2 separate regions of the Homo sapiens genome follow, and region 2 is linked to region 1. The links are chromatin loops, found by intact Hi-C in ENCODE. Cell type or tissue: B cell. All regions are shown on one strand. Each heading gives the region's core, and the rest is flanking DNA. Links, peaks and the distances in the headings are about the cores only.

Region 1 (12,905 bases), core at 3,140-11,139:
AAAATCAACGTGCAAAAACCACAAGCATTCCTATACACCAATAACAGACAAACAGAAAGCCAAATCATGAGTGAACTCCCATTCACAATTGCTTCAAAGAGAATAAAATACCTAGGAATCCAACTTACAAGGGATGTGAAGGACCTCTTCAAGGAGAACTACAAACCACTGCTCAACGAAATAAAAGAGGACACAAACAAATGGAAGAACACTCCATGCTCATGGATAGCAAGAACCAATATTGTGAAAATGGCCATACTGCCCAAGGTAATTTATAGATTCAATGCCATCCCTATCAAGCTACCAATGACTTTCTTCACAGAATTGGAAAAAACTACTTTCAAGTTCATATGGAACCAAAAAAAAGCCCGCATTGCCAAGACAATCCTAAGCCAAAAGAACAAAGCTGGAGGCATCATGCTACCTGACTTCAAACTATACTACAAGGCTACAGTAACCAAAACAGGATGGTACTGGTACCAAAACAGAGATATAGACCAATGGAACAGAATAGAGCCCTCAGAAATAATACCACATATCTACAATCATCTGATCTTTGACAAACCTCACAAAAACAAGAAATGGGGAAAGATTCCCTATTTAATAAATGGTGCTGTGAAAACTGGCTAGCCATAGGTAGAAAGCTGAAACTGGATCACTTCCTTACACCTTATACAAAAATCAATTCAAGATGGTTAAAAGACTTAAATGTTAGAACTAAAACCATAAAAACCCCAGAAAAAAACCTAGGCAATACCATTCAGGACATAGGCATGGGCAAGGACTTCATGACTAAAACAACAAAAGCAATGGCAACAAAAGCCAAAATTGACAAATGGGATCTAATTAAACTAAAGAGCTTCTGCACAGCAAAAGAAACTACCATCAGAGTGAACAGGCAACCTACAGAATGGGAGAAAATTTTTACAATCTACCTGTCTGACAAAAGGCTAATATCCAGAATCTACAAAGAACTTAAACAAATTTACGAGAAAAAATCAAACAATCCCATCAAAAAGTGGGCAAAGGATATGAACAGACACTTCTCAAAAGAAGACATTTGTGCCACCAACAGACACATGAAAAAATGCTCATCATCACTGGCCATCAGAGAAATGCAAATCAAAACCACAATGAGATACCATCTCACACCAGTTAGAATGGCAATCATTAAAAAGTCAGGAAACAACAGGTGCTGGAGAGCATGTGGAGAAATAGGAACACTTTTATACTGTTGGTGGGACTGTACACTAGTTTAACCATTGTGGAAGGCAGTGTGGCAATTCCTCAAGGATCTAGAACTAGAAATACCACCATTTGACCCAGCCATCCTATTACTGGGCATATACCCAAAAGATTATAAATCATGCTGCTATAAAGACACATGCAGACGTATGTTTATTGTGGCACTATTCACAATAGCAAAGACTTGGAACCAACCCAAATGTCCATCAATGATAGACTGGATTAAGAAAATGTGTCACATATACACCATGGAATACTATGCAGCCATAAAAAAGGATGAGTTCATGTCCTTTATAGGGACATGGATGGAGCTGGATACCATCATTCTGAGCAAACTATCGCAAGGACAGAAAACCAAACACCGCATGTTCTCAATCATAGGTGGGAATTGAACAATGAGAACACATGGACACAGGGTGGGGAACATCACACACTGGGGCCTGCCGGTGGGGGTGCAGGGAAAAGGGAGGGATAGCATTAGGAGATATACCTAATTTAAATGATGAGTCAATGGGTACAGCACACCAACATGGGACATGTATACATATGTAACAAACTGCACGTTGTGCACATGTACCCTAGAACTTAAAGTGAAAAAAAAAAAAAAAAAGAAATGTGATTCCCAATGTTGGAGGTGGGGCCTAATGGGAGGTCATTTGATTATGGTGATGGAACCCTCATGAATGGGTTAGCACTATCCTTTTGGTGATAAATAAGTTCTTGCTCAGTTAGTCCATGTGAGTTCTGGTTGTTTAAAGGAGTCTTGGACCTCCCCCTTCTCTCTTTCTTGCTCCCTCTCTCAACATGTCACAGCACCTGCTCCCCTTTCACCTTCTGCCATGGTGGTAAGCTTCCTGAGACCCTCACCAGAAGCAGATGCTGGAGCCACACTTGTACAGCCTGCAGAACTGTGAATTGATTAAATCTCTTTTCTTAGTAAGTTACCCAGCCTCAGGTATTTCTTTATAGTGACACAAAAATGGGCTAATATAGTCATCTACGTTAGCACCCCAAAAATAAATACATAAATACTTAGATATGCTTCTACTAACATATGAAAAAGATCTATATGAGGAAAATGAAACTCTAGTGAAATAAATCAAAGAAGACCTCAATAAATGGTGGGAAATTCCATGTTCATGAATAGGGAGACTCAATTACATTAACATGTCTATTTTCCTCAACTTGATCTATAGATTAAATGCAATCCCAATTAAAATAATAGCAAGTTATCTTGTAGATATTAACAAACTGCTTGTAAAACTTACATAGAAAAATAAAAGACTCAGAATAGCCAACATAATACTCAAGAAGAAGAATCAGAGACTGACACTACTCAAATTCAAGATTTACCATAAAGCTATAGTAATAAAGAGAGTATGGTATTGGTGAAAAACTAGGCAAACAGATCAACGGAACAACATAAGAGCCCAGAAACAGACCACACAAATCTAGTTAACTGATCTTGGACAAAGGGAAAAAGGCAATTCAATAGAGAAAGGATAGTCTTTTCAACAAAAGATGCTGAAAGAACTATAAGTCTACTCGAAAAAGAACTGCATGTACACAGTGACCTCACACTTTTTACAAAAATTAATTCAAAATGCATCACAGACTTAGACACAAAACACAAAATTATGAAACTCTTACAAAATAACATAGGAGAAAATCTAGGGGAACTTGGGTTTGGTGAAGAGTTTTAAGGTATAACATCAAAATCACAATCCATGAAGAAAAAAATAAGTTGGGCCTCCTTAAATTAAAAAACTTGACAATGCCAAATAGAGATAAACATGCAAAGGAACAGGAACTCATATTCGTTTCTGGAAGGAATGCAAAATGATGCAGCCACCTGTAAAGATAATTTGGTAGTTTCTTACAAAACTAAACGTAGTCTTACCATATGATGCAGCAATTATATATAATCCTAGGTATTCACCCAAATGAATTTAAAACATGTTCACACAAACACATGCATATAAATGTTTAGAGTAGCTTTTTTCATAATTGCCAAAAAACTGCAAACAGCCAAGATGTCCCTCTATGGGTGAATGGGTAAACAAACTGTGGTACAACCAGACAATGGAATATTATTTAGCAATAAAAAGAAACAGTGACAAGAGGGGCAGATTTTTAAAAAAGAAGAAATCTCCACCCTGTGGTCTAGTGGTTAGGAGTTGGTGCTTTCGTCATGACAGCCCAGGTTCAATTCCTGGTTAGAGAGCCAGTCCCATTTGTTGAAAATCCAGGCAAGGTGGTGCAAACCTGGATTCCCAGCTACTCAGGAGGCTGAAGCAGGAAAACCACCTGAGCCTAAGGAAAAGAAATCTGGAGACGTTAGTCTAACTCCTAATAGTTCTGCTACCTGAGATGTCATTTAGCCATCCTGGCCTCAGTTTCATTACTTGTGAAATAGGAGTAATATCAGAATTGCCAAGACAAATTGATGGATTTTCAAAGTGTATAAATACACAAAATAAAGAAACAAAATTTCTGGAAAGCAAATAAATTTGTCAGTTTAATCACATATTACATACATACACACACATACTTTTGGAATTCAAGGCATATTTTTTATTGAGTTTTGTTCTTAGTAGACATATATAGTGGGTTTGGGGTTTATATTAATTGTCTTTACCTTTTCATTGCTTACTTTATACTATTTGAATAAAGTTAAAGGTGACCTAAAGCAAGATTATTTCTCTAAAGCTGCAAATAAAGGAACTGAGAAACCAGGACAAAGAATCATTCCTGATATAAGGAAACAGGAGAAGTGAAGAGCAACAGGATATTCAGAGAAACATGAAATCTCATATGATCTGAATTTTCTTCTGTAGAAAGAAGAAAAATAGGAAAGGAGAAAAAGTGATTTTCTTAACATTTGTAACAATGCAAACCATCTTTGAGGGACAAGATGGAGAAGAACCTTAAAATGAGGAGGCACAAGTGCCACGCAACCCCACCTCCATGCATCTGCTGTCACATATTAAGGACCCCTGAGCACTGAAGACAAACAAAAACAAAAATAAGGCTACTATCCATTCTCAAGAAAATATAGTCTCATTGAATAGATCAGGTCTATACCCAGAAGAATAATTTTTAAAAGTAAAGGATGAACCACGTTTGGAAAGAACAGCACTTACTACCAGGGAGGGAAGAAAAGAAGGGCTCAGGGCAGAGGCAGTGAAGATCTTCACTGTGTAACTGTAATTACCATTCTAAAGAATCTGATGCAAGTATATTATAATGCTAAGATTGTATTAAAATGGGTGTTATTTCTATTCTCCATTTATATATGTATTAAAATATTTTATAGTAAAAATTAATTTACAAATAAACCAAAAGAGAGAAAAATGAATATCATATTGCTGATACAAAGCGTAAGTGGTGTGAAAAATCTGAGAGTGATCACTCTGGACTGCTGGTGGGAAAAGGCAGATGGGACAGACTCTCATGCAAAGAAAAGAGGGAGAAAAGAAAACCTTCCCAAACCTACAAGTGAGCCTTGGAAAAAGTAATGACATAAAGTTGTGAGGTTCCCTCCAGGGAGGTCTTCTGACACTTAAGAGGCAGGCAGAATAAGAAGAGAACAAATCATGTGCAAAGATATTTCCTTTCAACATTAAGGTGACTCGGCCATGGAGAGTAGCTTCTCAGAGAGGACAACCTGGATGGTGAGGTTTTCAGAGCTTAGAGACACAAACCCTCCATAGCTAGGGTTCACAACCCATGATCCATGAACAATCTTCAAGATGGGGGAGTCTTCAGAAATCAATCTGTGAATGTGTGCAATAGCCTAAGGAAAACATCTATAACTCCTACGATGTTCTTAAATGTTTACAGAACTTCAAAAAGTTAAAGAACAACTGGTAGAGATGAAAAATACTTCCAGGCTGGCAAATGATGCTCTCAAAACTTTCTATCACCAATTGATTCTGATTCCTTCAGTGAGAGGGGGCTGACCATCAATAGAGGGTGAGAAGTCCCTTGAAGAAGCAAGAAGTAGCAGCCTTTGTATCAAAAGAGGCAGATGCCTGGATTCTGGACCTCTCAAAAATAACCAAAACTTTGCTCTAAATCCATGTCATCTTCAAAAGGGGGGGACAGCATTGTCCTTCTAAATTATTTCCCCTTTTATATTATATCTCTTCTATATTATTTTACCCACGATTGGTACTACCTTAAGGTGGTCAGGAGAATGGAAACTGCATTTCATCATTACAAAGTTAAAAAAAAAAACAGCAACTGACACAGGGTTAACAACCAAGTCCACATTCCCAAACCCTTGTTCAGCTCTCTAGGTCATGTTGCCTTTCTGGGTTATATCTCCACATTTCTTGGAATTTGTAACCGACGTTTAAATTAACTTTTAAGCACTCTGCACTTTGAGGTAAAGTTGGTTGGTCGTAAGCAAAAATAACTTCAAAGTCTGAAGTCCTCACTCCCTTTTGGTCCCTAAGCACCCAAAAGATGTTCTGTCATCCCCCAAACTCTGGAATGTCTTCCCAGGAAGTGAGTTAAAATCACATTTCTCCTTATTCCCATTTTTATTGTAATTATTGATTAACAATAAATTGGTTTCTTGCTTCTCACATTTTTGCCTTTCTGCCTTGCAAATGAGTTTTATCATGCAGGAGACCAATTATAAAACAATGTAAAATATAACAACTGTTCATAATATGACTGCTTGGAATTAAAAAACAATTTTTATTTGAGGATGGGCCAAATTCGTCAGACAAAAAAGTCAAAATGTGGCTCCTAAGACATTTCTCCAGGCTTATTATGACAGTGGAACTAATCAATAAACCCTTCTATATTATTTTATTCCCAGTTTCAAAACCAGCTATGAAATAAACTTAGTTGACTTAGATTATTCAGCAGTTGTTCTTATCTAGCTATGAAGCAGTGTTTGCAATACATTTACAATAGAACTTCACAAAATGGATAAACAATTACCAAAGTCTAGAAAAATGATTCCTAAGTGCACAAACACATTAAAAATCTTCTGTTTAGGCCAGGTTGCTATATAATTCTGAATAGAGTGTGACCTTGCTTCCCTCAGAGGCTCTTTGGAATTTGGCTCTGATTTCAGCCTTTCCTCTGCCAAGCATATAGAATGAATTAGGTGAAGCTCTGTTACAAATGCACCCCACCCACAATGGTTTCCAATAGAGAGCTAAATGTTTTAAAACCACAGTTCAACTTAAATGTAAAAATGGTTCTGCTTTCAAAATTGAGTTTCACTTCCCTTTGTCTTGTGCTCACCCCTTTTTCTCTGCATTCCAATTCTACTCCCCAGTGAGAGAATAAAATTGGAACAAATGTAAACAGGAAACCTAAAGTAAACAGTCTAAATGCATATTTCTAGTCTTTAATTTCAGGTATTCACACACTGAAGGGGCCTCTTTCAATCTCACTGCCGATGCAAATAAAGGAGGCATTAGGAGCTTCCCTCAATTCCATCTTAGCTTTAGTACCCAGAGTCCGTCAAAGACCACTGAGGCAAAGAGCAAAACCTACTTATCTTCAGGACCCAGCATGAACACTGAGTGAGAGGAGCTGCCCCTATGTGTTGACTAAGTTTCCAGCCTCCCTTTTTTTTTCCAAATCACTTTACTTCTATTCCAGATGTTCGATGCTCTCTTAGTGTTCCAATTCTCAGCTGTTACAAAGACAGCATCTCATGAATTAATTTATTATATGGTATAGGGTGTGCAAAAGAAAGAACATGGGCTTGCTGGCAGACCAACTAGGGGATCAAATCTCAGCTACACAGTTCATTCCCTTAAGAGGGTGACAGGAAAGCGATGAACTTCTCTAATATTTGGATTCTACATTTGTAAAACCCCAAACCCAAGTCTGCAATGAGAATGCACATATCAAGTCCATGGGTCAGATTCCGTACTTAATAAACTCTAAGATGATTTTTCCTCCTTTCCCATTCCTGGGCTTACACATCCCAGAAGTATTTGTCTTTTAAAGTAGACAATATGAAGAGAGCAACATTCAACAGAAACAATGAATTTCTTAAAAAGGCAAGTTAGGCCCTGAGCACCTAGCCTGGGGACATATTCTGGGATATTACCATACCCTCCAGATTGTGCTGCTCATTACTGTGTTGAGGGTCATTGTTTAGAAGGGAGGATAAAATTTCTCAATTTCTAAAAAAAATTAATTTCAAATTCCTACTTTTCAATCACCAACTCCCAACTGCAGAAAAACTGCTGTGTCTCTGCAGATGGGTTTTATTTTATGTAGTGGGTATGTCTTACAAGAACTGTGCAATTTAAATGGTGGTCAATGTAATGATATTTTCCATGTTTATTTTGTGATAATTTTCTTTGCTTGTTTAACAGTTCAGGTTGTCTGATGCTATATTCAGACTACATATCTAAATTCTCCATCAGTGTGTCTGGGATTGTTTGAGTTCTTAGTAGGTTTTAACATCATTTAATGAGAAGATTTAGAAAACATTGCAACAATAAACCTAATGAACTTCACAACTTGTGAGGTGAGCAGGATAGGGATCCTCACGCTACTTTGCAGAAATAAAATTGAGATAAAGCAACTAATCCAAGGTCAAGCTATTACTTGAGTGTAACTGAGCCAAGAACATAGATTTTGCTATTATTGTTATGATTGCTGTTGTTTTGAGTACTAGAATATTAATTTCTATTACACTGCTGATTCTCTAGAAAAAAAAAAAAACTTTGAAGCCAGGTGTATTGGCTCATGCCTGTAATCCCAGCACTTTGGGAGGCTAAGGCAGAAGGAACACTTGAGCCCAGGAGTTCAAAATCAGCCTGGTGAAACCCTGTTTCTACAAAAAAAAAAAAAAAAAAAAAAAAAAAAAATTAGCTGGGCATGGTGGTGCAACCCTGTAGTCCTAGCTACTCAGGAGGCTGAGGTGGGAGCATTGCTTGGGCCCAGGAGGTGGAGGCTGCAGTAAGCCATGATTGCATCACTGCACTCCAGCCTGGGTGACAGGGTGAGACCCTATCACAAAAAATAAAAAAATTTAAAAAAGTTTGAATGTATTTACCAAAATAATTGGCAATAATTTTAAGCAACTAACATGTTTTATCATCTGCCAGACCAAGCACATTCCTTACTTTAAAAACTCCACAATGTTTCAGTGTATTTGGGTTTTGAAACCCAGAATCACTGTATTTTCCTTATACTGGTACACAGATAATTCTTAGTATTTATTTGCCAAGTCTTCACTTATGACATCAAAATTTAATTTGTGTTAAAAAAACTTTGTATAATATAGAATATTTTCAACATCATGATATTATATCCATAAAGTGTGTGAAACCAATATATTGAACTTTCCCAGAAATTATTTGTGTTTGAAACCAAAACTGGCTAAATAAAATATATCTCTATTGGGTAGTATGTGGAGACGATATGGAGAATAACAGGCATGATCTAGAGATGGTGCTGTATGTGCATATCTGTATTAATACTGAAACCAGTGATCTTCTCATCCCCTTTCCCTCTCTATGGCCATCACTTCCCACTAAACTTTTGGCGTCTGGGACAGGACAGTGCCTTTCTGTACCTAGCTCCCTTTAGTTAAAAAGTTGCCTTTTTACCAGTTCTTGGTAAAGGAACTAAGAAATTTTTTTTGATAGAAACTATACTCAGTTGTCATGATTATTAAAATTGGACTTTAAATAATTACCTGCACAATTGGAATGATACTACATTATCAATACTTACTCTCAAAATAAAGTGCTGATACTATTCTCATATTGAAGTCACCAATTGCAGGAAAACTGACGATTGGGGTCCTTAAGCCTTCCTGCAATGGTATAAAAGATTGGGTATTCAACTTTTTCTACTTTTGTTTTCTCTCTTTGAATAAAAACAGAAACACAATCTTAGGACTCTGTGCCTAATGAGGCCCAGAATTTGAATTTTCAGGCAGTCTCTGAGGACAATGCAGATAGAGGGAGGGGCATGCAGAGCAGAAGGCCTCTCTATGCTCCACTTTAGTGAGTACCTCTGAGCAGGTTCATTGCAATTCATTTCATCTTTATTTTTGTCCTTAAACAGAGTAGGAGAAAAGCAAGTCTGTGGAGAACATTTTATTGAAATGAGTTGGATTTATTGCTGGACTTGGTTATCTTGTTTTTGAGGAAATATTTGCATTTGAGGGAAAAAGTGTGTTTTATTACTTCATCTCTAGTACCATTTAAGGTATGTAATGATGGTTAGACATCAACCTGCAAAATATTTCTTCAGAGCACCCTGTCCTCTAGCTTCTCATATCCCAGTGATGCCAGATCCTAAATTAATTTCATGCACACAAACTCAACATTATTATCTCCATTTTTATGCTTTATCTAGTGAGTTAAGCATCTTAGAGAAATCGTTTTTTTGTTTGTTTGTTTCCCCTAACTGATCTTGGACAGACTGTTAAAAAAAAAAAAACTATAAAATGTTGTCACATTTTTTTCCTCTTGACCAGACTTCACGTCCCAGCTTGATGACCTTCACACTACAATAATGTTGCCTATTTCTAATAGTAAAAAGTTCCAGTTCGTTATAACCAAAAACTCAAAGAAATCGACTATCAGTCTTGAAACCCCTTACATATTATCTTTAAATAGAGTTCATAAAGTTGTGGCAACACCCACCAAAAACAGACATGAGGCAGATTGATTCATCAGCACCTAATGAGTTAATTAAGAAACAAAAATACAAGAACACACAGAATTATGGCCAGCCTGGCCTTGCTTATTCAGTTTTAGTCAGAGACCACAACTTCTTTCAAATAACCCCAGTTTATTTTCAAAAAAAAAAAAAAAAACCCTGTCTTCAGACAGGATATGGGGGAGGAGTTAAGTGGTGATGTTTTACACATGCACATCTGGATACAGTCCAATTATTTCCCTTAAACATTCCCCCAGTTGTTTTCATTTTGCTCCATGCTTTGGCATTCATAAATTTGTGAGATTAATTGTGTGTCAGCAGTCTGCAGGCCTGGAGCTGGGCACCAGTTTAGTAGCAATACGGCTACAAAACAACTCTGTAGAGAAATACGTTCACATATTTAAAAAGGAAAGCATAGTCACATAGTTCGTTTCTGTTTAATATCAGGCATTGACGTTATGCATAAAGAAGGTAGTGTAATCTTTCAGGGAATTGCCCTAATAGCAAGATATATATAGATATATATCTCCACGCCTACCAGAAATATGTGTGTGTGTGTGTGTGTGTGTGTGTGTGTGTGTGTGTAAACTCAAGTGTTTTAAAGCATAAGAAAGGATTCATCAAGAGGAAAAATGAAGAGTTCAGGGCTGGACATATTTGTGTTCCTTGTTTTCATCTGATTATTTTGAAGGGCGTGTCAACAGATTGCATTTCTTGTCTTGGAAATGTACTAACAATTAAAATCACCTTTGCCAAAAAGAACCAACTTATCTTAGAGATGGTGGAGAAGCATCTTTATTTTAAAAGATGTTTTGCAAAGCCTCTTATGCTTTCAAAATTACTATATGAAAAGTGAAACTAGAAGCTTTCTGCCCTGATGTGTAGGCCTCACAGTCCAGATTATGAGCTCAGCTAAGGAAGAGCTGTGTTCCCCAGAGCCCAGCGGAGTGGCGGCACTTGGTAAGTGCTCCGTACTTGCCAGTTGACAACAAAAGAACTATCATTTAAATGTTGGTAAACAGATATTTATTCTTGTTTAATGTTATTTTGCCTTATATCCATGAGTAGGAAATAAACTATTAGATATTGTGACATTTTTCACAAGTAAATGCCACATGCCAAAGTAAGGTAATAGGTAGGGCAAATTTTCATACATATACATAACAGAGGAGAGTGTTCCAGATTAAAGTTCTGAGATTTGCAACATCAGTATTGGGAGGAAACTGGCAGCTTCTCCTCTAACCCTCTACAGAAACACAAAACAGCTATTGGAAACATGTAGAGCATTCCTCTGGAAAATAATTAGGCTTCAAATAAATCATATGCTATTCCTGCAATAAAAGAAGGAAACTTTTTATGATCTTCTGTTTTCCCTCAAGTATGCTATATGTTGAGAAGTTTTACCTAAATCACACTGTATTCTAGCAGTAAGCTCTTAATTATATAAGAAATAAAATGCATTGCAGATATTACAATGAATCCACTTGTCCTTAGACTATTTATCTATCAGAATATTTTCTAGGCCAATATATTTGAAGGCTACTGAGAAAATCACACACTGTTCTTTGGCTTTAGTTTCCTTGTGAGTAAAATGAGGTGCATAATCTCAGCCCTATCTACGATACAGGGTAAAAGTCAGGATCTAACGAGTGAAATTGGTAAACCATAAAGAACAAACAAGTGTTGGTTAGCATGCAGTAAACATACAAACTCTCCTACTCATGGTTCTGTATTGAAAAACCGAAATACATAGTATCTTATTCTTTACATAAATTAATTTACTGATCTTGAGACCTAACTGAATCATGATAGTATATCCACATAGACTAGATTTGTTCCTACAGGGCAAACTGCCATGCATTCATGCTAAACTATACAAGAGCAGCCAGGTAACAGAAGGCAATGCTGCTTCAAAAACACTGCAAATTTGACTCAGAACTCAGAGACACGGTATGATATTTGTAACATATTTACAGATACAATTAGGCTTTACTGAAGCTAATTGATTTTCACCACCTGAGCTTATTATCTACTAATGGTAGGGTTCTAGTCGTCTAATCCCTGCTATGTACGCCATGGGCGAAAATCTAATTAACCTCTCAGAGCCTTAGTTTTTTAATACATAAAAAAGTAATAACACCTGCTCTGATGAAGCTATTGTGAAGATTAAAATGTGAGATATGAAGAAGTGCTTTTACAGAGTAGTCACCCAGTACTTATTGGTTATATCTAAAAATTATTGAATCTGTATTCCCAAAACTATGCTGGAAAATAAGTCCAGAATTAAATAAGGCCACAAATAATCCAAGCAGAAATGATCCGGCATAGCATCATTAAAATATACACACATATTTATAAATATTGCCTGTATACATTTTTCTTAGAAAGTCCATGTAAGTTATACAGAAGCTGAAATAAACCATAGCAAAAAAAACTTCTCCCCTCTTCTCAATGACATCTTGAATTTAGCAGTTCTTATTTTATTTTAGTAGAATAATACTTCTATTAAATCACTTTAATGATAATTATAATTAATACTTATATAATCCTTTAACTTTTCAAAGCACGTTCATACCAATTATTTTCTTTTGGTTTCCAAACAACATTATGAAAATATAATCTTGAATTTAATACCAGTTAAATACTAGTGGGAGTAACAAACTTTGTCAAAACTAAGATGCAATAACACTACTCAGAAAAGCTTTGCAACACAACCAGTGGCCAAATTCCACTTCATTACATGTAGATCACAGTCCACAAATGACAATCAGTCACCACTAATAATAAACAAAAAATTTTTGGATTCTAGTCCAGGCAGGAGAATGCTTTTCATGAATGCAAAATTAGAGGTGACATTCTGAAAGTAGGCTCCACAAAACAACTAGCTCAGCATTCTAAGTCCAGTTTCATTCAAAGTACACACAGATAACTACTATCACCGCCCTGGCTTTAGAGTATTAGCTCACCCAGCAGTTCAAAGCATTCCTTATATTTTAGAC
Region 2 (11,954 bases), core at 12-8,011, 50 kb after region 1:
ACCCTATATTGATATAAAAACTCAATATAACAAAACAATATAACTTCAGTCTGATGCTTAACAAAGAATAAATTATTCTAAGAATTCTTGTCCATAAACTAAGTATGGTTTTCTATGTCATGATTTTTTTTTTTTTTTTTTTTTTTTGGAAGGGGATAGGGTGGAAAGACAGAGAAAAGAAAAGGGAGAAAAAGAGTATTCCAAAGGATCAAGTGCTTTGAGTTAACTCTGCCAGTCTGGGTTAACTCTGCCAGTCTGGGTCTGGGCAAAACACAGTGAAAAGACTACTATTTCCAACTAGTGTTCAACTATATTAAAATAATAGTTTCTCCTCTTTTGACATATGGAAAGTTGAAATTTTTGATACTTCCACGCGTCATGGTATACATAAATTTATGACTGCGTCATTCTTTAATTAAGAAGGTGCTTATGCTACAGTTCTAGGAGTAGAATTTACAAGGCCAACACATTCACTTGCAACCTATGCTTCCATCACTATAAACTTTCAAGATCTTGAGATGTTCAGGCAATTCATTTATCTTCAGAAGCATAAGGAAAGTGGTTAATGCACTTGAAATGTATATTTTGACACATCTTTTGAGAAAATATCCAAACTTCAGTTTATGCACTGTTAACTGGAGTGAAATGATAAGGGATGGCTTTTGTCTATGAATACTTTAAATACTTAAGGGTAAAAGGTGGGAAGATGGATAAAATTAGAAATGTGTCAACTTTTATTTAGTTCATTAACATGTTTTAGCTTCAGTATTTGAAATTAATTTTCATCTTTCTTAGATTCTGGTCAAGCTTAAAAAATGTAACACAAGGCTACTCAAAACTTTTTTCACATTTAACAATTAAACACTTTATGTATGTATTCTTAACTAAAGCAAACTATTTTTCATTCAGCTATTTTATTTTTAAAATGAAAGTCTCAGTCTTAAAGCTAAGATCCCAGTGAGTTTCAAATTTTCTGACAATGATATTTTAACCAAACCTGACATTATAGTTTCTTTAATTAAAAAACTGAATGATGGGGCAAAACTACAAAGCACAAATATGATTAAAGTTAAATTTCTCTCATTTAAACAATCTTGTCTTATGGCAATATGTCATCTGCTAAAATTCATCTCTGCTTCTGCAAGATACATTGCACGATGCAGATTTTTGCCTTAAATAAAAGTCCCATTACTAGCAAATAAAGTCCTAAACAATACTTACAAAATGTAGAATATAAACAGGAAGACAATATAAAAATTACTCACAGAATATCGACATCGTTCTACCCAATCTTAAATGCCTTGTACCACCTGTTGCAAATGCTGCCTATGAGAGTTCACGTATGGAATTATTCTACTGGACCCTGCAAGGCTCAGGAGAGTGCTTGACAGCTCCCAGAATGAGACAATGACCTAGCCAGAACATTAAGGAGACTACACCCGTCCTTCAGACTCCAAAGGGAAAGCTAGGACGGCAGCAGAGTCATCCTAAGGTGAGGCACTCCAGGATAACATTTTCAATATTTTTCCTTAAAACATAAAGTTAACACCTTTTTTGTTAAACATTTTTTACTCAATTTTCAAAAAAAATGCTTGAAAGAATGTTTTGTATGTATTTTAAAGTCATTAAATGAGGCACATTTAAAAATTTTTCTCTTCTGGGAAAGGGTAATATAAAGGATAATATTGCTCTTCCAGGATAAACTTTTGAGTGGGACAAATAATGCATATAGGGGAGTGGGTTTGAATCTAAACTCATTTTTAATAAATTTGGAATAGGATTGGCCATTATGGTTTATTGAATAATACTCTTTTTTTCAAAATTATAAATCTTTAGATAATACCAGAACATGGAAATATTTGTATGAATAATCCTATATTAAAAAAGAATAACATCAGATAGTTTATGTATGTAAAAAAATATACAACTGTGATCATGCAGAATTTTAAGTAATATAAGTGGATTAGAGTTCAATATTTACTGGGACTTTTGTGAAAATATCTAAGTTTTGGCTAACTAAATAACTTAACGAAGGAGTGTGAACAGTGTTCACAGGGTCGACGCTGACCTTTTCCACCACAGGGAGTGTGCAGATCTGGTAGGAAATATGCACAATCTTAAAAGTATAAGTGAAACTAGAAAGAGAGCTGAATATTTCTATAACTTCTTGATCTCACAACTTTGATCATCCAGGGATATAACTGTCATTTTGTTTCCTATTTCTGAAGTTACATTTGTCATTTGTTATTGTTACAAAATGAAAACAATGCTAAGTAAATATCCCTATAAGGGAATTATATAATCTCCTTATCAAGTTATCCAAACACTTCAACCCACAAAAATGAGGCCTGTAATTTCTTAAGAGTCCAAAGAATGTCCTTATTTCAATGCAGATGTTGGGTTTTCCTCAATAGTATAAGGTTAGCAGATTTCCACTGGAAACGCCTATGTTGCATTATTCTGCTTGCCTAGGAGTAGCTCATTATGATTTAAATCTTTACACACTGGGCTATAGAAATAGAATAAATATTGACTAAGTGCTTTTATTATACATAAATTAACAGTCCTCTTTCTTCAGAGATTTGAATTATCTCTTAAAATTTACATATTTATGTATTTTTAAAACAAATTTCTCATTGGTTTTAAGAAAAATAAGGCTCTTTTCTCCTTGAATCAGGGTCTCCCATTCTCCTAAAATTCACATTTTAGACATAAGTTAAAGAAAAGCCATCATTTTTTTCAAGTCTGATTTTAAAGTATTAATGTAAAATTATCTAGATCAAAAATCCATTTCAAAAAACTTTTGAAATGACAGTTTCTGTTTTATTCTCACATCTTGCTTTTTACTAAATCCCTTTCCAAAAATGTACAACATATATGGGCAATGTATGAAAACAACATTGGGAAATTAATTTTCTGTTTAAATGATTTTCAATCCAGGAAGTCACATATATATAGTCAGAGGATAAAAAACAAACAAACAAACAAAAAACAAAAACAAAAACAAAAAAACACTAACCTTCAATGATGAAAATTAACAAAATTTAAGACAATTTAAGACAATCTACCTTTAGTGGTAATTTTATTCTGTAATTCAATAATTTAATTTTGACACTTGATATGCCAGGACGTGATTAATTATTATGCTGCATTTATTCATTCATTTGCTCAATGACACCTTCATTCAATCAATATTTAGTTAGTGTCTCCTATCAGTGCTATGTCCCCTGGTGGTAGGACAGGGAACAAACAATGTCTCCTGGTCTCAAGAGGCTTACAGTTTGCTGCAACTCTTAGCATGTGTGATGAGTTGTTCATGTCAATTTTCACCTTCCAAAAACATCTCTTAAATCCGTTCATTTTTATCAAATTCCAACAACTCATCCCAGCCCAAGCTACCATTATCTATGCAGACCACAATAGATGTAGAAAGCAATAGCTTTCTAGTAACTCCCCAGTCCAGTTTCGCCCTCTTCCAATCCATTCTCCACAAGGCAACCAAAGGAATCAGTAAAGAATTCAAATCTTATCATGTGACTCTCCAGCTTAAAAAACTTCTCATCATTCTTAATATCAAAATCCTCATCTTTAGAGTGCCTTTCTCTTTTTGCTCCAGTCACACTGGACTTAATTACCCTCCTTAAATTCATCAGGCTCAATCCTGCCTCAGAACATTAACACAAACCTTCTCTGACCATCCAATGTAAAGTACCCCCTACCTGTGTCCTCTATCCCAGACACTCTATGTCAACTCATCACTGGCTTTATTTTCTTCCTAGCCTGTAATCAGCATCTGCTAGGTTTTCCTATTTATTTGTATGTTTGCTTTATTGGGAAAGAGCCTTCATAAGAATAGGTACCATGAATTCCTTGCTAATCATTTTATCCTTAGTGATTAGGACAGTGCCTGGTACATAACAAGTGTTCAGAAAGTAATTGTTGGGAAATGTTCAGATGATTAAGAGCACAGCACTGACACTTAGCACCTGGCTAAGTTACTCACTCTCTTTTGAGCCTCAATTCTTTATCTCTAAAATGGAGAATGTAAATAATGTGCTCAGTGAACTATAAATACTCAATAACTATTAGCCATTATGGTGATGATCCTCCTCATTAAGATCATCATTGAGTTTGAGTTGTGGTTGCAAGTAGCATTCCCCCTAGTCATTATACCTGCTTAAATTCACGAAGGCCAGCTTTCAGTCTCAATGATGATCTTAATGATGAGAACTTCCTGTCTTGTTTCTTGAGAGTTCTGAATGAGTAACAGAAGCTAGTGACTCAATCATAGCTGTGTGTAGCCCATAATTTTGCTACCTTGAACTTAAGTGCTCCGCACCCTCACCACCAGCTACTACCCAGCCACCATCCTCTCTTGCCTGGACCATGGTCAGAGTTTCCAATCTGGTCTCCCTTCTTCCATGCTAGCCATCCCCGCTCCCTTCACGCATCCACCCCATACCACTTATTATGCACAATCCAGCAGCCAGGGCAATCTTTCTAAACCATCAATCCAATCATGTCACAACCTGTTGGAACACTCCAATCATTTTCAGTTATCCTTGTAATAAAATCCAAACCATTGGGTAGGGACTGATAAGGCCCCCATCTACTGGTACCTCTGATTTTATCTCCTTTCTCCCCCACTGTTCCTATGTTACAGCCACAGACTTCCTGTTGGATCCCATCTCCAGGGTTTTTATACTTACTGTTCCCTCTACCTGGAATATTCTTCAGCAAAATCTTCTGCACAGCTCATCATCTCAGTCTCTGCTCAAGTGGTACTTCCTTCCAATCACCCAAATCTAAAGACCCCTCCCCTATCACTTTCTAACTCAATGCCCCATTTTATTTTCTTCAGAGCATTTACTATCTGACATTTATTACTAGTCTATTTGCTTGTTAGCTCCATAGAACAGTAACTTTGTCATTTCCTCTTTTTTAAAATGATCTAAATGGATGAAACTACCCTTTCCTAGAATTTCTTCATCTAAATAATTCCATTTATTTCAAGGGTCATTTCCACTCTCACCTGCCCCCAACTACCCTCCATACCATACCTTGGTTATACACAGCACACAGAGCGGGAGTATTCATGGCACTTGGTTAATATTATAACTGTGCATATTTATTTTCCATTTGTTGTAATCAAGTACTCATAAGGAAGCTACAAGGGCAGTGATTTTGTAAAGAATTATCCTGAGTCTGGAGGAGAGGAGATGAGCCAATAACCAAGAGCTCACCAAGCCTTCAAAGCTTCTTCCTTCCCTACAGAGAGCATCCTATACCTTCCAATGGGCTTATTTTCAGGACTCACAGAGCCAGACTAATGCCACACTCCAACAGCAGTAGCTACTCCAGAGTCTTCAGTGTCTCTGCTGCTAACACCCAGGAACATGTCAATGCTGAGATGCCTGGAATTCATCTTCATAAGTCCTCTGTGGGATGAGGTTGGCTTGGACAACTCCAGGCATCTCTGGGATTCTTGCCTTTATTTGTGGTTGAAAGCATAGGCTCTGGAGCTCAACAGCCTGGGTTCAAATTTCTGCTTTGCCACCAACTAGCTGTGTGACTTTGGTAAGTTGGTTATCCTCGCCAAGACTAAATGTTCTGCAATAAGGAAAATAGTCCTGTAGAAAAGACTTTTTTAAAAAAAGGTTTTGTTTTATTTTTAGTTTTCTCATCAACAATAGGGATAGTAGTAGTTAAGGCTGAATATGGTTAAATGAGTTAATTAATACATATAAAACACTAGCCATCACTGTTATGATTCCTTAGTAAAATATTTTCTGCGGCCTTGTATAACTGAGAAAGGTCCCAAGGTTTACACGTATTTAAATGCACATAAATTATCATCTAAATCCTTGGAGGGAAAATATATCTAATAGAAATACCTTATTACAACTGAACAGCAAAGAAGATCATCTATTTAGTGATTTTTACATCTAGGGAAGTGTCTCTGAGCTCCTCAAACTATGTTAAAACTAGAGCTTCCCACAGAATGACAGAGATAGCTAAGCAGCCAGCACAGGAAAGAAACCACTGCTAACCCTCATACTATCACAGTGACCAAATCTACTTTTGACTATGGTCAATGACATAAAAATTTAAATACATTTCTATAGGATTTCATTTCCCTTATTGCAGAAAGTTTAGTGGCAATCAACCAATTATCCAATATTTTTCAACACACTATTACACACAGATCTCCTGAGAAATGAAAAGTGCTATATAAGACATGAAACTTTTCCTCCAAGGAATGACAAAGGCACCCGGTAATGCTTTCAAAAGATGTCAGGCCAAGATAGGAAAAACTTTTAACTTTGAACACATGCCCTTCGTGGCCACATGAAATTGAGAATCTCACCTGTACATAGTTTTGCTATCACAGAGTATCCTTATCTAATGTTTGCATGCCGCATTATAAGTACCAAAAGATTATCAGGTCAGACCAGGGCTATTAAAAATTTCAAGACATAGTTTAATTTCTATCTGTGCTCCCTCACATTTTAATGGTATCGATTTCTAGCACTTAAATGGTTCTGTAAGACTAATATAAGTTTTTTGTTTGCACTTTTATAGCTATCAAATTTAAATGAGTAGTAAGTCACAGGACCAAAATTATTAACATCTAACATGAACCAGAACACTATAATTACCATAATTCATGCTTTTACATAGATATCAAATTCTCAAAGAACAAAATTTGTATAAACAATGATCTGAGACTCACTTGAAGACTAGCGATGTGGACGTTCTTAAAAGCCTTTCATTTGAGACAGATGTCACAGGAACAATTCCAACATGCTTTATTAACTGTGCATCAATATTATTAATTTCACTCTTAAAATGTTCTATTACCTTGGGTCCTTCAACACTTTCTTTAACGAAAATTGTTTTCACTTTACCAGTACATTGACATGATTATAAAGAAGGAGGTTTTCAACTTTGATGCCTACCTCCATTTCTTCAGGTAAGCAAACATATGGTTACAGCAAAGAAATAAACAAAAAGAAAAAGAAATTTGGGCGAATATTGTAAACTTTAAAATCTATAAGAAAATAATAGTGCCTTTTTAAACAAACATTCCAAGCTTAATCTCACTGAAAGAGAACCACTGGTGTCTCAAAATTGCATAGTATAATAATATCAGTTAATTTAAAATGAGAAATACTTTAACAAGAAAACTTTATCACTCTCTGTGACTTACCTCATCATCTTTATACCAGGACAAGCTTTCCGCAGTAAGGACGAACCAGTATCCCTTCGAGCCGCCTTTCATGATGCCAATGTTGCTGATGGTGAGCCACCCCTTGCGAATCACCTACGAAAAAGCAGAAATCAGCAGAGGTGTTTAGTTTAACAAAAGCCACTGGAGATTAGATGTCTTGGACTAAGAAGTTAAAAACAAGATATTAATTGCAATAAAAATAGTATTTTCCCTCCAAACTCAACTTCCATTGAGTTATTCAAGAGAATTTATCTTCCAAAAGTGCAGATGAGTGAAGGGAAGTCTCTCCTGTCAATGAATGGAATAAAAATCTCAGACTCATCGATGGTTGAAGTGGAGTGACTGAAACAAGAATGAAGTGAGGCAAACTAATAGACTGTGTCAGGCCTACTTATGGCATTGTTGCTACAATTAAAACATATTTAGTTGACTGGATGAACAATAGACTCTCCATATCCACTGTCCCTTCCCCACTTCCAGCCTACTGGCCCATTTGTTTGCCTAGTTTGCAGCCCATTAGGATTTCCACCAGAGACCTGCCAGCAAATGACGAAAAGAAGAAACTCAATTCAATCAGTTAGCCCCTTGTTAGTCCTAAATAAGGCTGACTGAAGGAGAAAGATAAAATAATAAACTAAAATGAAAAGTTTGGAGTTTTTAATAGTCTTAATTTATAATTTGAACAGCATATTGTAAAATTTTAAACCTATGAAGTTTAAATCTTCTGGTTGTTCTCTACCATATTACAAAACATGTAGCATCTTCATAAAATTTTTTAAACAGGTTTTAAGTTTTAAAATATTAACAACTTGGATTATAGATTTAACAGAAATTATTTATAGATAAGTATTTATATAATTTAAGGAAAAATGTGAGGTTTTTTTCCCCTCAGAGTTATTGTGAAGTTAAATTCTGTTATCCAGAGGGCATCATTTACCATGTCCTCTATACAAGATAATTTTGTTGTCACAGAACTAGAAATGAAATGCTAAATGCAATTGGATGATATTGTTCTAAGGTCAAAAACTGTCCTACACTGAAATTCCTCAATATGTTGACATCCTGAAATGTTTAAAAATTACTTATTGAAAAACTAATGAATGTAAGTTACTAAAGGAAGATGAAAATACCCTAATAATCAGATTTCATTTTTATATTGCTATTAACTTTTCTAGTTGAAGAAGGAAGGCCAATCCCAGAGAAAATTATGGAATAGACCACGGTTCTCATCACTGTCTTCCAAGCCTCTCTCCATATTTCCAGCCCCTGTCACCCTTGATTCCCTGTTTCAGCATTGCCTTGGTGCCCAATTTCCATTTCAGTGTGCTGTTGCTTTTATAACCCCCATTTAGCATCCCTCTCCAGTCTGGGCTAATGCACTTTTCTCCACGGCTTTTTAACTCTCTACTTCACAAAGAACAGACTAATACTCAAAGTATAGTGATAGTATAGTATAGTGATATAGTTTAGCTATGTCCCCACCCAAATCTCATCTTAACTTTTAACTCCCACAATTCCCATGTGTCATGGGAGGAAACTGGTGGGAGGTAACTGAATTATGGGGGAAGATCTTTCCTGCACTGTTCTCGTGATAGTAAATGAGTCTCACAAGACCTGATGGAATAAAAATGGAAGTTTCCCTGCACAAGCTCTCTTTTTGTCTGCTGCCATCCATGTAAGACGTGACTTGTCTCTCTTTGCCTTCCACCATGATTGTGAGGCCTCCCCAGCCATGTGGAACTGTAAGTCCATTAAACCTCTTTTTCTTTTTCTTCCCAGTCTCGGGTATGTCTTTATCAGCAGCATGAAGACAGACTAATACAGTATGGTTTCTACCAGTTATATTACAATCATTCAAATGCTTTATAAAAATACAGATTCCTGGGCCACCTACCATTCCAAATGAATGAGAATGTATATATATGAAACCCAAAAATCTACATTTAAATATGTTGCCAAGGTGATTCTTATTCACAATGAAGCTTGAAGCCCGTGCATGCACACATACAATCAAACTTTATTTTCCATAGAGTAAATGATCACATCTATTTAATAGTTTTGAGTAAGAAGGAGCTGGTTAAATTATTTCACACTAAGACCATTACCCACCCTACCAGGGCTTACAAGTAGCATGCTAATCATACCACTCAATGAAAATATACTAGTTATTTCATTGTATCAGAGATGCAGAGCAAGGGTGCTGGCATCAGTATGTATAATAAATAAATATTAAATATGAATCTGAGCTTTCTTATTTTCTCGTTAAAACTACGTATCAGTAGATATCTTACTATAGTACCTGCGTTTCAATGGATCTTGCATGCTCCCTGGAACAGAGAAACTAGGTTATAAAACCCATTGCAATAACCCAAGTGAAATATGGCCAGGATATGAATTAAAGCCATGATGTATAAAGTTAAAAGGAAATGAACCTACTGAAGAAATATCTAGGAGGTAAAATCAACAGGATTTATGAGTGAATGAGAGTGGGATTAGTGAGGGGGAAAGACAGAAGTAGGTGATAGTGTAGCCGGTAGCCACTAACCACATATGGTGGTTGAGCCCTATTGACTAGTTTCCATTAAGATGTGCCATAAGTGTTCAAATAAACACTGAATTTTGAAAACTTAATACAAAAAATAATGTAAAATATCTCATTAATTTAAAACAATTATTGCATGTCAAAATGTATTTTACATATATTGGGCTAAATAAAATTCATTGTAAAAATTAATTTCATGTTTCCTTTTGTTTTTTAATGTGGCTATCAGAAATTTTTTAATTACATATGTAGCTTACATTATATTTTTATTGAACTGTGTGCTGTTTTAGAATGATTCTGAAACTATCGCAGCTACCAACTTTTAAAACCAACCATTCTAAAATTCAGAAGGAATAGAGGAAAAAGACCCAGTTTGGGAAACTGGAGGAGTTGACAAATTCAGCAAAGGCTATGCTGACTTTGAGGTAGCTGTAGGAAACACAGATGGAGTGTGATCTGACCTCTGAAGCAAAAGGAAGAGATTAGGATGGAGGTATAGACTTGCAAGTCCTCAGCACAAACACTGGTAGCGGTAAAACTCCAAGCAAAATAGCAGTGGTTCAAGATGGAATCCTCGGGGAAATATCAACATTTCAGAGGTAGTCACAAGAGTCTGTAAAGGAATGTCAGAGAAACAAAAGCAATAAGATCATGGAAGCCAAAGCCAAGGTGAATTTCAAGGAGTATGAGGTTGGAAGTGTCAAATTCAGCAAGAAAGGGATATGACAGTACAATGCAGACATCACAGTGTCTTTAGCTATGCCAGTGTGGTGGTGGGACAAGGAGTCAGAGTTCTTTGGGTCGAAAAGTGAATGGGAAACAAAAAATGGAGACAGTGACTGGGGAGAGCTCTTCCCAGAGGAAGACAGTTAAAACCAGAATAGGTCACAGGGTCAAAGGAGGTGATGGTAGTGATAGCTGTTTTGTTTTAGGTTTCTTTCTTTCTCTCTTTCCTTTCTTTCTTTCTTTAGCATGGGCAACAATTGAGCATGTTTATTGATTCATAATTAGTAGAGAGGGCCGAGCACGGTGCTGACACCTGTAATCCTAGCACTTTGGGAGGCTGAGGTGGGTGTATCACGAGGTCAGGGGATCGAGACCATCCTGGATAACATGGTGAAACCCTATCTCTACAAAAAATACAAAAAATTAGCCCAGCATGCTGGCGGGTGCCTGTAGTCCCAAGCTACTTGGGAGGCTGAGGTAGGAGAATCACTCGAACACAGGAGGCAGAGGTTGCAGTGAGCCAAGATCGCACCACTGTACTCCCGCCTGGGCAACAGAGAGAGACTCTGCCTCAATAATAATAATAATAATAATAATAATAATAATAATAATAAGTAGAGAGTAAGAGATTGGCGATACAATAAAGAGGATACAAGGACAAAGATAGGAGTGGATAACATGAACAGCAAAGAGAAGGGTCTAGCCTTGAATAGGAATAAAGCTGCCTCATCTTGTGAGGCCGGGGAGGTTGAGAGAGTAAGGGTGGACGTAAGTCCTTCGTGAGGAGCAGAGTAGGAAGTTTAGGAAGGTTATATTTGATCTTGCCATTTCTGTTGACAAAGCAGACAAAATTATCTGGGAGAGTGAGAGTATGAAGTTGGAAGGGAGGCTTGAAGGTAGTGATATTGAGGCAACCAGTAGTTGAGTGAGAGTGGGTACAACTAGAATTCATTTTCTTAAATGGCTGAAAGCTGAGAACAAAGAACAAACTTTCAGGGACACAATCAGCGTAATTGTGTTCTCTTTTCCAGCAGCACTTTGCACACGTGATGTAGAAAATAAGATGATAAATGGGAATTGATCCAGGGTTCTGAGTTTCTGAATCCGGGTGACCTAAGTACAGAAGTGTAACGATGTTGAAGGTTTTAGGCAAGAGAGTAATTCAGGTGATCATCCATTCAATCTAGGTCAAGCAGAGAAATAAGGTCAGGAGGTGCCACTGGAGAGGTAGAAAATGAGAAGATAAAAGGAATAAGAGTCCAATGAAGTCAAAAAAAAAAAGCAGGTACCGTGTAAACGAAGACAAGAATGGAGTTTTCAGAGTTTAAGCTGATGTGATGCTAAATAAATTGCCTGATCTTACTGGCACCATTAGATTCATTCCTCAAAGATGCACCACTATTTCTAGAAGCATTTAATGTAGCTGAAAAGGATATTTATTAAACATCATTTAGT

Evidence for each region. Peaks named below come from ENCODE experiments on the same cell type or tissue, not always from the same donor. Only the 100,000 strongest peaks of a DNase experiment are listed, where the experiment ranks them.
Region 2: it touches region 1 in a loop (1.8-fold over the local background); 21 of 110 quality-filtered maps call a loop at or near these places.

What each region holds. Positions count from the first base shown.
Region 1 is chr1:172,178,962-172,191,866 of GRCh38, reverse strand. The region is part of intron 14 of DNM3 (dynamin 3); the gene reads right to left. Among named protein-coding and RNA genes, the nearest start is that of DNM3OS, 41 kb to the right of the region's middle. RefSeq lists an enhancer at 10,672-10,721. In B cell, for the core only: no CTCF peak of the experiment used is centred there; DNase peaks (open chromatin) are centred at 6,476, 10,206 and 10,816; H3K4me3 peaks cover 3,826 bases; H3K27ac peaks cover 7,423 bases.
Region 2 is chr1:172,126,545-172,138,498 of GRCh38, reverse strand. It overlaps DNM3 (dynamin 3), which reads right to left. Exons shown (of 21, transcript NM_015569.5): 14 at 7,211-7,324. It overlaps DNM3OS (DNM3 opposite strand/antisense RNA), which reads left to right. Exons shown (of 4, transcript NR_103486.1): 4 at 1-1,620. Among named protein-coding and RNA genes, the nearest start is that of MIR3120, 6.3 kb to the left of the region's middle. In B cell, for the core only: a CTCF peak has its summit at 3,226; a DNase peak (open chromatin) is centred at 3,238.